2 separate regions of the Mus musculus genome follow, and region 2 is linked to region 1. The links are chromatin contacts, found by Hi-C in ENCODE. All regions are on one chromosome and are shown on one strand. The core of a region is the stretch at or near the end of the contact, and the rest is flanking DNA. Distances in the headings are between cores, read along the strand shown.

Region 1 (5,385 bases), core at 1-2,500:
TAGGTATGCATGCCACAGTACCTGTGTGGCGGTCAGGGGACACCTTTGTAGAACCAGTTTTTTCCTCCTCTGTTTACATGGATTTCAGGGTTTGAATTCAGGTTACCAAGTTTGTTTGGCAAGAGCAACTTTACCAGCTGAGCCACTTGATTTGCTAAGGATGACTTTGAACACCCTATCCTCTTGCCTCAAGCTCCCAGTGCTAGGATCACAGTCCACACTACCATACCTGGTTCATAGGATGCTGGAAATTGAAACCAGGCAAAAACCTTAACAGATGAGCTAGCCTGTTCCTATTTTTAAGGTAGGGTCTTATGTGGCCCATGTGGCCTTGAACTCAGTCTGCAGCTAAGCTGAGGATAACGCTGAACTCCTGATCCGCCTGCACACCTACCTAGTGCTAGAATTATAGGCACACCATCACATCCTGCTTCCCAGTGTTAGTATACTAACTCAAAATACCACTTTTGCCGTGTGCTGAATATGAAGAATTAGGCAGCATTTCACGTTACTTTTTCTACTCTAACCTTTAAACTGCAGTGTGTATTCTAACCTTACTATCGCCTCAATTCTAATTATTCCAAAATGCTCACAGTCACATGCAGCTCAGGTTAGACGACCTGAGCACCTCTGAGAACGCAGGGCTCCTCTCAGCCCTGACTCCTCTTCTCTTTTCTTATAGACTAGAAGAATGCAGGCCTGAGTCCTCCCAGACTGCACTGTCTGCGGGAAGTCAGTGAGCTCTGAGCAGGTGCCAAGGCATCTCTAGCCCTGAAGTAAGCCTTCTCCAGGCAGAAGACATTGAGCTTAACACTGCCCAACCATTGCTTTTCCCCAGAACAAGAGCTGCCAGACATCACCACAAGAGGGCACTGTGGACCAGGAATACTCAGACAGATCTGTCCCTGGGCCGCTCTGGAGAAGTGAAGGCATAGATAGATCTCTTTCACATCCCCCTGTACTGGCACAGTCCCCTGAGGGATCTGTGCTGTTTTCAAAGGAAATGAAAAGTTGAAATTTGCCGCCCACTGGCTCTGGGGTCGTGTGTGTGTGTGTGTGTGTGTGTGTGTGTGTGTGTGTGTGTGTGTGTGTGTGTGTGTCTCGCCAAGACAGTCTCACTTAGGTAGCCCTGGCAGGCCGCAAAAATCTGCAAGTATTCTTCCTCCTCGCACTCATTGCTGGGATTAGAGGTCTGAGCCAGTTGCCCAGACTCCATTATGCTCCTATTGAAGCCTGCCTGCCTGCCTGCCTGCCAGTAAGTAGTAAATGTGTTTGGGGAAATAATTCAGCTTTCTAAAGAGAAAGTCCTTGGGAGAGCGACTCTAATCTGGAAGCTTATAAAAGGACTTCCTCTCCTAATGCTTCAGTGTCGATGGCCACACTGCTTACAACAGCCGAAGTGCTCATTAAGGACACATTCACAGGAAGTCCACTTTGGGGCTCTGGTTCTCAGGCCACTGACGGGTAGAAAAGAAGCAACTTCTGGGGACTTGTACCCTTCTATTCAGAAGGGGTCTTGCTGGGATGGTGAAGGAGACTGGTTTACAAAGCTGGGTTGGTGCGATTGCACCCTGTTCCTAAGCAGACCTTCTAGAGCCTTACTGTGCTTAACGGGAACACTGAGGCTTGGGAGGTGAAAGGTGATGGATCGGCAGTAACTGTAGGGAAGGCTGAGAAGGAACCAGGCTCATCCTGCTGAGTCACCATTCCCTTCCCAAACTCTGTGACTCAGGATGATCAGCCGTGTGCCTCCCACACTGACAAGTCATTGAGAAGTGGAGGCCACAGCCCATCGCCTCCACCACCCATACAGCACTCTCCTTCCCCCTTTCTCTTCCTACCCCAGTCCTTACAGGCCACCGATGGCCCCAGACTTGCCCACCTCAGGACCATCCTCATCACTTCGTGTCTCCCACAGAGATGTCTCACTTACAACTTGCCTAGTGCGTCCTTTTACTGTAGGTTTAGACTTTGGCATCAAGCTTAGAGTCTAGGGCTTAAACTGCTTCTTGACTTAGCCCAACGGCCATAGGCAAGATAGTTAACTTTGCTAAGTCTTGGTTTATCATCTGCAAAATGAGATTACATTATACCTCATATTTAAGATCCCCTAGACATGGTGACACATGCCTGTAGTAAGAGCGCTCAAACTCTGAAGCAGGAGGGACTAAGAGCCTAGCCAGCTCCATGGTGAGACCCTGTCTTAAAAGAGACAAATCCTATTTGATGGAGCTGGTAGGGGACTGAATGACAGAAAAACAAGATACCACGAGGCTCCTCTACATGGCACCATTCAAAACCTTCAGATGTGTGTGACAGCCCAGGCTTGTAACCCAGCACTCAGGAAGTAGGGACAAGAGATTCATAAGTTCAAGGGCATCCTCAGCTACATAGTTAAAGGCTAGCTTGGCTTACCTTAGGCCCTGTTAGATTCTGGGAGAAGGAGAACCATTGTCTGCAATCATATGCCCACCTGGTTCCAATGATAACTCCAAACCCACAGCCACACAGAAGCCCCTGCCCTCACCCCTGCTAAACTCAGTGAGTCACAAAATAAAATGAAGCTGCGGAGTCCACCAGAGCCAGCGTGTCTTCAGTGTGAGTCCATGCCGAATTGCTGTGGTGGAGACCTGAGACACTCGCCAACCACACTGCATCATTTGGTGTCCTTGGAGCAGACACCCAGGGTGGACGGGGCACTCAGGGTTGGGACTGAGAATGTGGCCATTTGAGTCATGAAATGAGAAAGAGGTCTGTAGGAAATGGCAGGGTGGACGAGGGTAGTAGGAACCTGGGACAGGGAAAGCCTTTCAGTAAAGTACTATACATGTACAAAATTGTTGAAGAACAAATTTAATTTTTAAAAATTAAAAATGGCAAATCTTTTTGCATTCTAAAAGCAAACCAAACCACCTGTAAGTTCTACTGCTCCAACAAGTTCACACTCCACTCTACTGAAGTCATTGCCACTTGCTGAGAGCCACATGCCATGTCCACCTCCCTTCATAAGCTCCACCCACCCTTCTTTTCCTCTCCTTGACTGGTCTACTCAATCCCCCCACTATCCCCATATTTCAATCCCAACCCAGCAAGGGGCACAGAGCAGGCCTGAGCACATCTGTTTCCTTCCTGTGGCTCCATGCATCACCACACATCACTGTTCACTTCTGCCCACCCATGTTCAGCTCCAGCTCAAAGGCAGCTTCCTCTAGGAAGCCTTCCTAAAAGATCCCAGACAGACTTCTCCATCCACCCTGACCGTCTGCTCTGATGGCACTAAACGCAGTCTTGCAGTGTGGTTGGCGAGTGTCTCGGGTCTCCACCACAGCAATTCAGCATGGACTCATGTGGAACACACGCTTGCTGTGGTGAACGCTGCAGCTCTACTTAAATATTTCAAGTTACTCAGACATGCCAAAGAATATAAACAGTGGTCATCATTTGAGGTACCATTAGCTTATTATAAATCCAAATGAATACCTATAAAAAACCCGTAATTCTAAAAGACTAGGAAAGGAAACCGAAACATTTGGTCCAGCTGATCTTTCTTGCAGATGATTGTAAGCAGTTTTACCGAGGAGCTGCTCCAAGGAGCCACGCAGGTATGCCGCTTGTGGGAGAGCTGAATGCAGGCTATTCTCTTCTTGTTCTTTGTTTTGTTGTTGTTTTGGGGGTGGAGACTCACTATGCAGACCAGGCTGGTCCTCCTTGAACTTAGAGAGATCTACCTGCCTCCCAAATGTTGGGATTAAATGCACACACCACTACACCTGGCCTAAGACCCCTTCCTCTCTTTACCCCTTTAGAAATAACAAGCCTGAGTAAGTTTTCTACCTGGAACTTCCCAATCTTTAAGTAAATAAAAAACTAGCATGGTCAATAAGCCCAACTCTTTTGGAAGACTGGTTAACCACACAGACCTAACATGGTCCATAGAAAGCAATTACAAGGAAGAGGATCCAAAACAAGCTGTCTGGTTTGGGGTTTAGTCACTTAACTCCTCTGAGCACCAGCTCTCGCATCTGTAAAATGGAGACGAGAGCAGGGTCTTACAGACATTACTATATCCTCAGACTTTTTCCTGATTTTAACCTTGGGGCAGAGTCTTTCTAAGCTGTCAGGCAGTCCTGAGCTCCCCAGACAGCCCAGGAACTCCATGGACTCTTAGCCACCAGCCTCTGCTTCTAGAGTAGCTGGGCTTAGAGGCCTGTGCTATCACGATCATCTTACATGGTTCTTTTCAAAATACAAACAGCTTCACGGAGCTCCTGACGTCTTCAGAGGAGTTACATGAGCCATAGAAGCCAATGGTTTCACTTTAAAAATAGAGTCTGTAGTTGCAGTCTACAGTCCCAACCAACTCAGACGATGAGAAAAGACTGTCTGAGCTCAAGAGGTAGCACTTGGCCAGGCAAAAGAACAAACAAGCAAAAACACAAAACCAAACAAACAAAAAGCCAGAGTCTGCAGGCTTCAGCTCTACTCCTGTTGCCTCCCAAATCAAGAGGAAACTCTCTGAGGCCTAGAAACGTCCCTTCCTGGCTATCTGCAACCTGAATCACACCAATCATGGAGTCAGCCGTTTCAGGATTGGGGCAGCTGTCCCAAGGATACAGGTGCAGGTACTCTCAGTTAAACTGTAACGTGCTCACACCACTGCCAATGGTGTTAGCCTTGCTTCAGATGGTGATACCGACTTGTGCCAGGCCACGGTTAAGCCTATACAGGCTCCATCTCATTAGGCCCTCAAAACCTTATAAGGAACAGGTCCTTATCACCCTTACTGGGCATGTAAAGAAACTATTAACAACTCAACAAACACTCCTTTCCAAAACATGCTGGAGAACAGAGAGGCTGGTCAATATGAAAAGCTGGTCAGGTCACAGTGGGCACTGGGAGACCCTAGTGTGGGAGAGACTCCTCTAATTTGGAATCCTAGCCATTTACACCCACAAATGAGACATAGTGGTGGCCAAAACTGTCCTGGGTTAAGGTCTGCTAAGAGCCAGCTGATGAGAACGGAGCACTCCTTGCTAACAAGTGAGAACACAGCAGGCTCTGACATCTAATACCTGGGCCTTCCTTACCATTGTGTAACAGGACTCCATGAATTCAGAGCCTCTGTTCCCACAGATCTGCTACCTTCTCAAGTAATCACAAAAGAGAAGTGAAGCAGATACCCTTCTACTACAAAGAAACAAACAACAAACCAGCAAACAGGTGCTGAGAAAAAGACAGGAGCCCAGCATGAAGCAGCTACGTGGTGTCCTGTCCCCTGAGAGGCTCTGGTTCCAGGCTGGCAATAGCACTGACCCCATCAGAGTGGGAAATGCAAGACAAACCGCCAGAGAGGGAAAAGGGGTCGAACATGATGAGGCTTCACTC
Region 2 (5,596 bases), core at 2,711-5,210, 200 kb before region 1:
CAACAACAAACAAACAAAGCTCTTCGCTTGCATATTTGGTCAGTGTTTGTAGTGCAACTGAGTGGGCACTCCAGCTGCCCACAGCCCCCTCGGGCATGGGTCCTCTTCCCTCTTTTAAGTCACAGTCGTCTGGGGCGGGTGGAGAGCGGGCAGAGACAGCAGGAGGAGCAGAGGTAGAAGAGGAGGGCAGAGAGGAGGGCAGAGACGCTGTTGCTGCAGGGCTGGGCCCCAGGACTGTCACCCGCAGCGTGGGAATGTGTCATACAGGCAGCCCGAAGCGGTGCTTCTTTTTCACAGGTCTCCGGAGGTCCTCCTCGGCGTCAGACTCCTCCATCTCGTCGTCAGCTGAGATCAGGATCTGAGGCGGTCAAGAGGCAAGGCCTGAGATTCCAGCGCCTTCTGTGCTGTGTCCTCCTTGGAACCCAGCCCCTGTGGGAGGCCCCATGTCTCCCACACCCTCAGAGGAGGGTTGAGGGAAGTCCCCTCTTCCACAGCGAGATGTGCTGGCCTGTTGAAGCTAGCATTGAAGTCACCACCCCTAATCTGCCACCCCCTACCCAATCAATGCCTTCACTTGGCTTCCAGCCAGACCCAAAGCTGATCAAAGCCAAGCAGGCGCCTGGAATCTCAGGGTCCTGGAATCCCCTTACATACACAGTGTCTTTCAAAAGGGACTGGAGTCATCCCAGGGACCAGTCAGGCAGTGTAGGTTCAGAGGGGCTGTCTTGAGCCACCTCTGTCATGAAGATGAAGAGGGAAGCGCTCTACCCCTCCATGCAGCCAGGACACTGAGGACAAACTTGCTCACTCCTGCCGCAGCTGCTGGCCTTAGACCTCTGCTTACCACGGGAAGATCGGAATGGCCTGCATGAAGGTTTAAGGGCCCAAAGCCTAGCCATGCTGGGGAATGTGAACTCCTACTTGAGGGGTGGGACAAACAGCCTCACTACCCTTCCTGTGGACAGAGTCACTTGATAGCTCACGGCTCCCTGCTCTGGCCAATGTGAACTTCACTTTAATATCAGAGACCAGACCATGTGGTTGTGAATGCCTATAAGCGTAGTTTCTGCTTTATGGCTTTTTGTCATTTGCCAAATGTTGGCCAATTATTAGGATGTAATACAGCCCTATAACCAGATACAAACTTGGAGAAAATTGGGGCTTGCTTTCTAATCTATTCATCATTTAAAACTCCTCCAGCCTGCCCAGGGTTCCCCAGGGCTGGTGCGCATGCTCAGTCAGACGTACTGCACACATGGTGGTAAACCAACTGTGCGTTTGCTTTTCCTCATCCTCAAGTCTCAGGGTGGCAGCCATCTCAGTCACTCTGGGGGTGGCTGGGGGAGACAAGGTCTCACTATATAGCCCTTTCTGGCCTGGACTTTGCTATGTAGACTAGGTTGACTCCGAACTCACAGAGATCTAAGTGCCTTTACTTTCCAAGTGCAGGAGTAAAGCCATGTGCATGTGCCACAAGCCTGGCTAATCTCAGCCACATCTCTAGCTCCCACTGGCAGCCCAGCACTTGGCACTATGGAGTTTCCGCAGACACTGAGGCCCAGGTCACGGATGCTGCTGCCCAAGGGACACACTCCCAGCCCTGTGCTATCTGTCCTCATGCACCTTCCTTATGTCAGGCACCAGCGGGGAGAGGGAGACGAGGTTACCTCTGCGAGGTTTAGCTAGTCCTATATTTTATAAGTTTTTCCCTTGCTTGTTCATGAAGAACAGGGCTCCAAGTACTTTAACGCTCCCCTGGAGTAAGGCAGATTTCACCTTACCTAGCTGTCTCCACCGCTGCCGCAGCAATGGTCTATAGCAAATCTACATACTACGTCCTTTTGGCTTGAGACAGCACATGTAACAGCAGATGTTGGGCTCACGCTAATGAGGCTCTGAGCGACCTGAGCTATTCTTTAGCTCAGCTTCTTCCTTCCCTCTGACTGGCACTGCGAATTCAGGTACAAACTTAAGAGCAGAGACCCCCAGAGCCCAAGGTATAATGGCCACGCCCTTGGGGAGAGTCAGGCTCATACCTCAGACTCAGACTCCTCATGGGATGCTGCCCTTCGGTAGCGAACCTTGCTCCCATTCCTTGAGTCCTGGTTGGCTCCTCTTTCTTCTAGTTTAGCTTTCGTCTTCCCCTTTCTCATGAGGAAATTGTCCACTACCCAGAACATGAAAGCCTGTGGGAAGAGAAAGGTGTAGGTCGCTCTGGATAAATCAGAACAAAGCAAGCAGAAGGCTGCATACCCACCCCTTCCACAGACAAAAGAGAAGCCGCACTCAGCCCTGACGTCTCCCAGAACATCCAAGAGAAACAGCGGCTCTCTTTCACTTGCTGTACTTTTATGATCAGAGGACAGCAGGGTAATTCTTGCTGTGGTCAATTATGGGTTTATTGTTGGGTTAAATGACAGGCAGCCCAGAGGCAGGCATGGTGCCGCACGCACACCCTGCATCACAGCACTGTGGAGGCAGAGACAGACTCATTTGTGTTTGAGGGCAGCATAGTCTACTCTAGTGAGTTCAAGGACAGCCAGGGCTGTGTAGAGAGACCCTGACTCCAAAATCCAAACCAAACCAAACCAAACCCAAAACCAAAAAACAAACAAAAAAACCCCAAAAACCAAAAAAAAAAAAACCCAAAACACCCAACAAACAAACAAACCAGGCAGCCTGTTTCGGGCCAAGAACCCCAGTCTCTGCCCGTTTTGAGCCTCATGGGTCCTTCACAGGTGGCGACACTGCTGCTTCAGGGAGCCCCCGATTCCTTTAGCGCTCTACATCACTGGTTCTCCACATGAGGCCACTATGCTCAAGAGCTTCTCTGAGGTCTATACTCAATAGCAAATACCTGGAGAACGCTTTGACCCTGTTCTAGAAGTCACACACTTCACCCACAGGCTGGGATCTCTCAGCAAAGTGGCCTATCAGGGAAGGCAAGTCATAGTTCCTAGGATCCTCTGCCTGAAATAGGGGCCCTAGAATGGATACCTGATTTCTGAGGAAGGACTCCTACCAAGTTCAATACTGGTTAGGGGACGGACTAGCTACACAGATAGAAAGGATTGTCTGAGGCTGTAAAGGTGACTTTTGTGTCACACTCAGAGTGTTGAACAGGAAACCTTAGTGGCAGGGTACAAGCTAGGATAAGACACTCAACAAGGCACTGACATTGACAAAGAAGGGGACTATCAGCATGACGATGGCCAGCTTCAGGTCGGGGTTTTCAATTGGATTCAATAGGGCCACCTGCAGAGAGAAACAGACACAGTGAGGAGACCACAGGGGCAGCACACAGGAGACTCAGACACTTCCCAAGAGCCACTGGAACAGCCCCTCACACCCATGGCTGCACAGACCCTAGATCTGACTGTTGGTAAGGACGGGTCAGAGCTGCTCTGGGCCACTGGCTCTGGGGCAGCTTCCCCTGTGGACCCGAGGGCCATGGGCTTACCCAGGTATTAGCATGTAGGAGAGTAAAGACCTCAGAAACTGCTTGTGGCTTCAGCTGAACTAGCAGACACGAGTGTGAAGGACATTTACCAGTGAGACACATTCACAGTTACCAAGTCTGCAGACTGAGCAGACCAAGCAACACAGCAGAGGGGGCTGGATCTCCATTAGGCTTACACATCCCCAGGTTTCATCTAGAGAAGATGTGTGTTTACACCAAGTGCACGAACACCAAGGACAAGAATGACAAACTAACGCTCTTATAATCAGCTGCTACGTCGGACCAGACCCAGGACTCACGCATGGAGCTAAAACAGAAACCAGCAGGCCGGGCGGATGCCAGGGCTGGGGATGACGGGGCTGTCGTTTAACTCGGCTTAGCACAGAGCGCAGGAGCAGGGATGGAGGCAAACCTTTTTCCACTGGAGTATGAGGAGGACGATGAAGACCACGGACTTTTCAAAGATCATGATCACGATGTAGAGGGCGCACTGTCCTACCCAGGCCCCGCACTGCAGAGGGTCTCCTGCAGGGACAGGCAGGTGCTTAGCCACACACACCAGGATCTGAGTAGTACAACACCACCACCCAAGCCCTTTGCAGCTCATTACGAGCCCTCATGCCCCTAGCTGGATCCCAGAACCCTGGCTCTAAGGTACTTTATGAGTCTCTAAAGCTCTACAAATCACCTCATTTCTAAAAGAGGCAGCCCTCTGAATAAAGCCAGAATTCCTAATTTGGACATACCAGAATGTTTTTCTTAGGAAAAAAAAAATTCTAGGATAGAGTTAAGGGGAACTAAACTTAGCGCTCACTGCTGGCTCTGTCCACTGGCAGCAGCAGCTGGGTTAAGCAAGAGTGCTATTTTATCTGCAGTTGATTTTTCCAGCGACTGCTGCTAACCCCCTTTTCTCCGACGCTGTGCCTATAACTGCAGTAATCAACTTCTTTGTCCATTTCCTCCTTCCGGCCGCCCCATCCCCCAATCTCCCTGCGGTTCTTAGCCCTGGGTACATCAGACTGATCCAGAGAGCCTCAGAGTCCACAAACTCACGCAAAAGAACCACAAGTTAATGGTTCCCAGGGCTTTTTCATAGAATTAACCAAACACAAATTTGGGAGCAACCTAATTCATTTTGGGGGGCCATGTAACACCTTGGCTAGGAGAAAGAGATCGAAGCCTTTAAGACAGGATGTGGCAGATACGGCCTGAGGCCAGCGGCTACAGCACAGGCTGTCAGTGGGTATGGTTAAGAAGTGCTCAGGAGGGCTCCAACAGTCCAAAATGGGGACCACCTGGACCCTGCAGTGCCTCTAGGGTACGTCAGAAACAGACTCATTGAAGGGTGGGACCAGCCTCTCTAGAGAATGATCGAATGACACGCAGAATCTTAGGCCAGGCCTCCACAGAGTGGGAGAGGGTGGCAGGGCCTTGTCCTGAAAGCTCAGCCAGGGTGACCTGCACTCCACGGACCAGAACAGCAACAAAGTGACATTTCAGGAAGGCCGTGAGAAGAGGACCTGGTCCGGAGAGACATCTCCAGGCACCCATGCTGTAGGCGGCATCCCTGTCTGGGGCCGCAGGCCGAACACAGTGGAGGCAGGTGAATGCCTTTCCACAGCTGTAATGGACCACCAGCAGAACACGCCCCTTCCTCTTCTGGACAATGGCAGGAGAAGGGCGGCAAGCATGCAGCAGCACACTGAGTGCCTAACCTAAGGCCTGACCCTTTGCTCCACCTCCAGGGCAGGGCATGTAAGCCTCAGCGGAGCACCTGGAAGTCACTCTTCCTGGCAAGGCCTAGCAGGAGTTTCCCAATGCTTTTGGTAAACCACCTGATCTTACTGAGAACAGGAGAGGAAACTGCTTGCTCAACTCCCAGGCAAGAACAGTGATCCCCATCTAGGAAGTACCACTGGGAAGTGTCTGAGAAGGACTGGGGTATCTGGGAAAGAGCAGACAAAGGACACCATTTGTTCACTGTTGTGAGGACATTCACTTGCTCAGTGTGCACTCACTCCATTGCCTAGAACGGAGGCTGTGAGTAACGGAGAAGACAGACATCAGTTTCCTCTTCTTTCTCAGTTTGTACAGTGCAGCTTCCACGGCCTGTTGTTGTTTTATACTAAAATAAAA

What was found. A loop is a pair of places that touch in the nucleus more often than their neighbours do.
Region 2: a map of heart shows a loop between it and region 1 (2.8-fold over the local background). The contact joins two enhancer-like sites. A Hi-C loop is called at or near these places in 3 of 37 maps with a recorded cell type or tissue (heart and v-Abl transformed pro-B cells).

Annotation. Positions count from the first base shown.
Region 1 is chr14:30,667,627-30,673,011 of GRCm38, reverse strand. All of the region lies in intron 6 of Rft1 (RFT1 homolog), which reads right to left. Among named protein-coding and RNA genes, the nearest start is that of Rft1, 16 kb to the right of the region's middle. Within about 2 kb of position 1,250, at least 1 of the 3 ENCODE cell types and tissues checked has a DNase peak (open chromatin) inside an H3K27ac peak, as active enhancers do.
Region 2 is chr14:30,869,140-30,874,735 of GRCm38, reverse strand. Stimate (STIM activating enhancer) reads right to left here. Exons shown (of 8, transcript NM_028839.4): 5 at 3,873-3,985; 6 at 3,178-3,255; 7 at 2,037-2,186; 8 at 1-358. The coding sequence ends at 260. Among named protein-coding and RNA genes, the nearest start is that of Mustn1, 7.3 kb to the left of the region's middle. Within about 2 kb of position 3,960, at least 2 of the 3 ENCODE cell types and tissues checked have a DNase peak (open chromatin) inside an H3K27ac peak, as active enhancers do.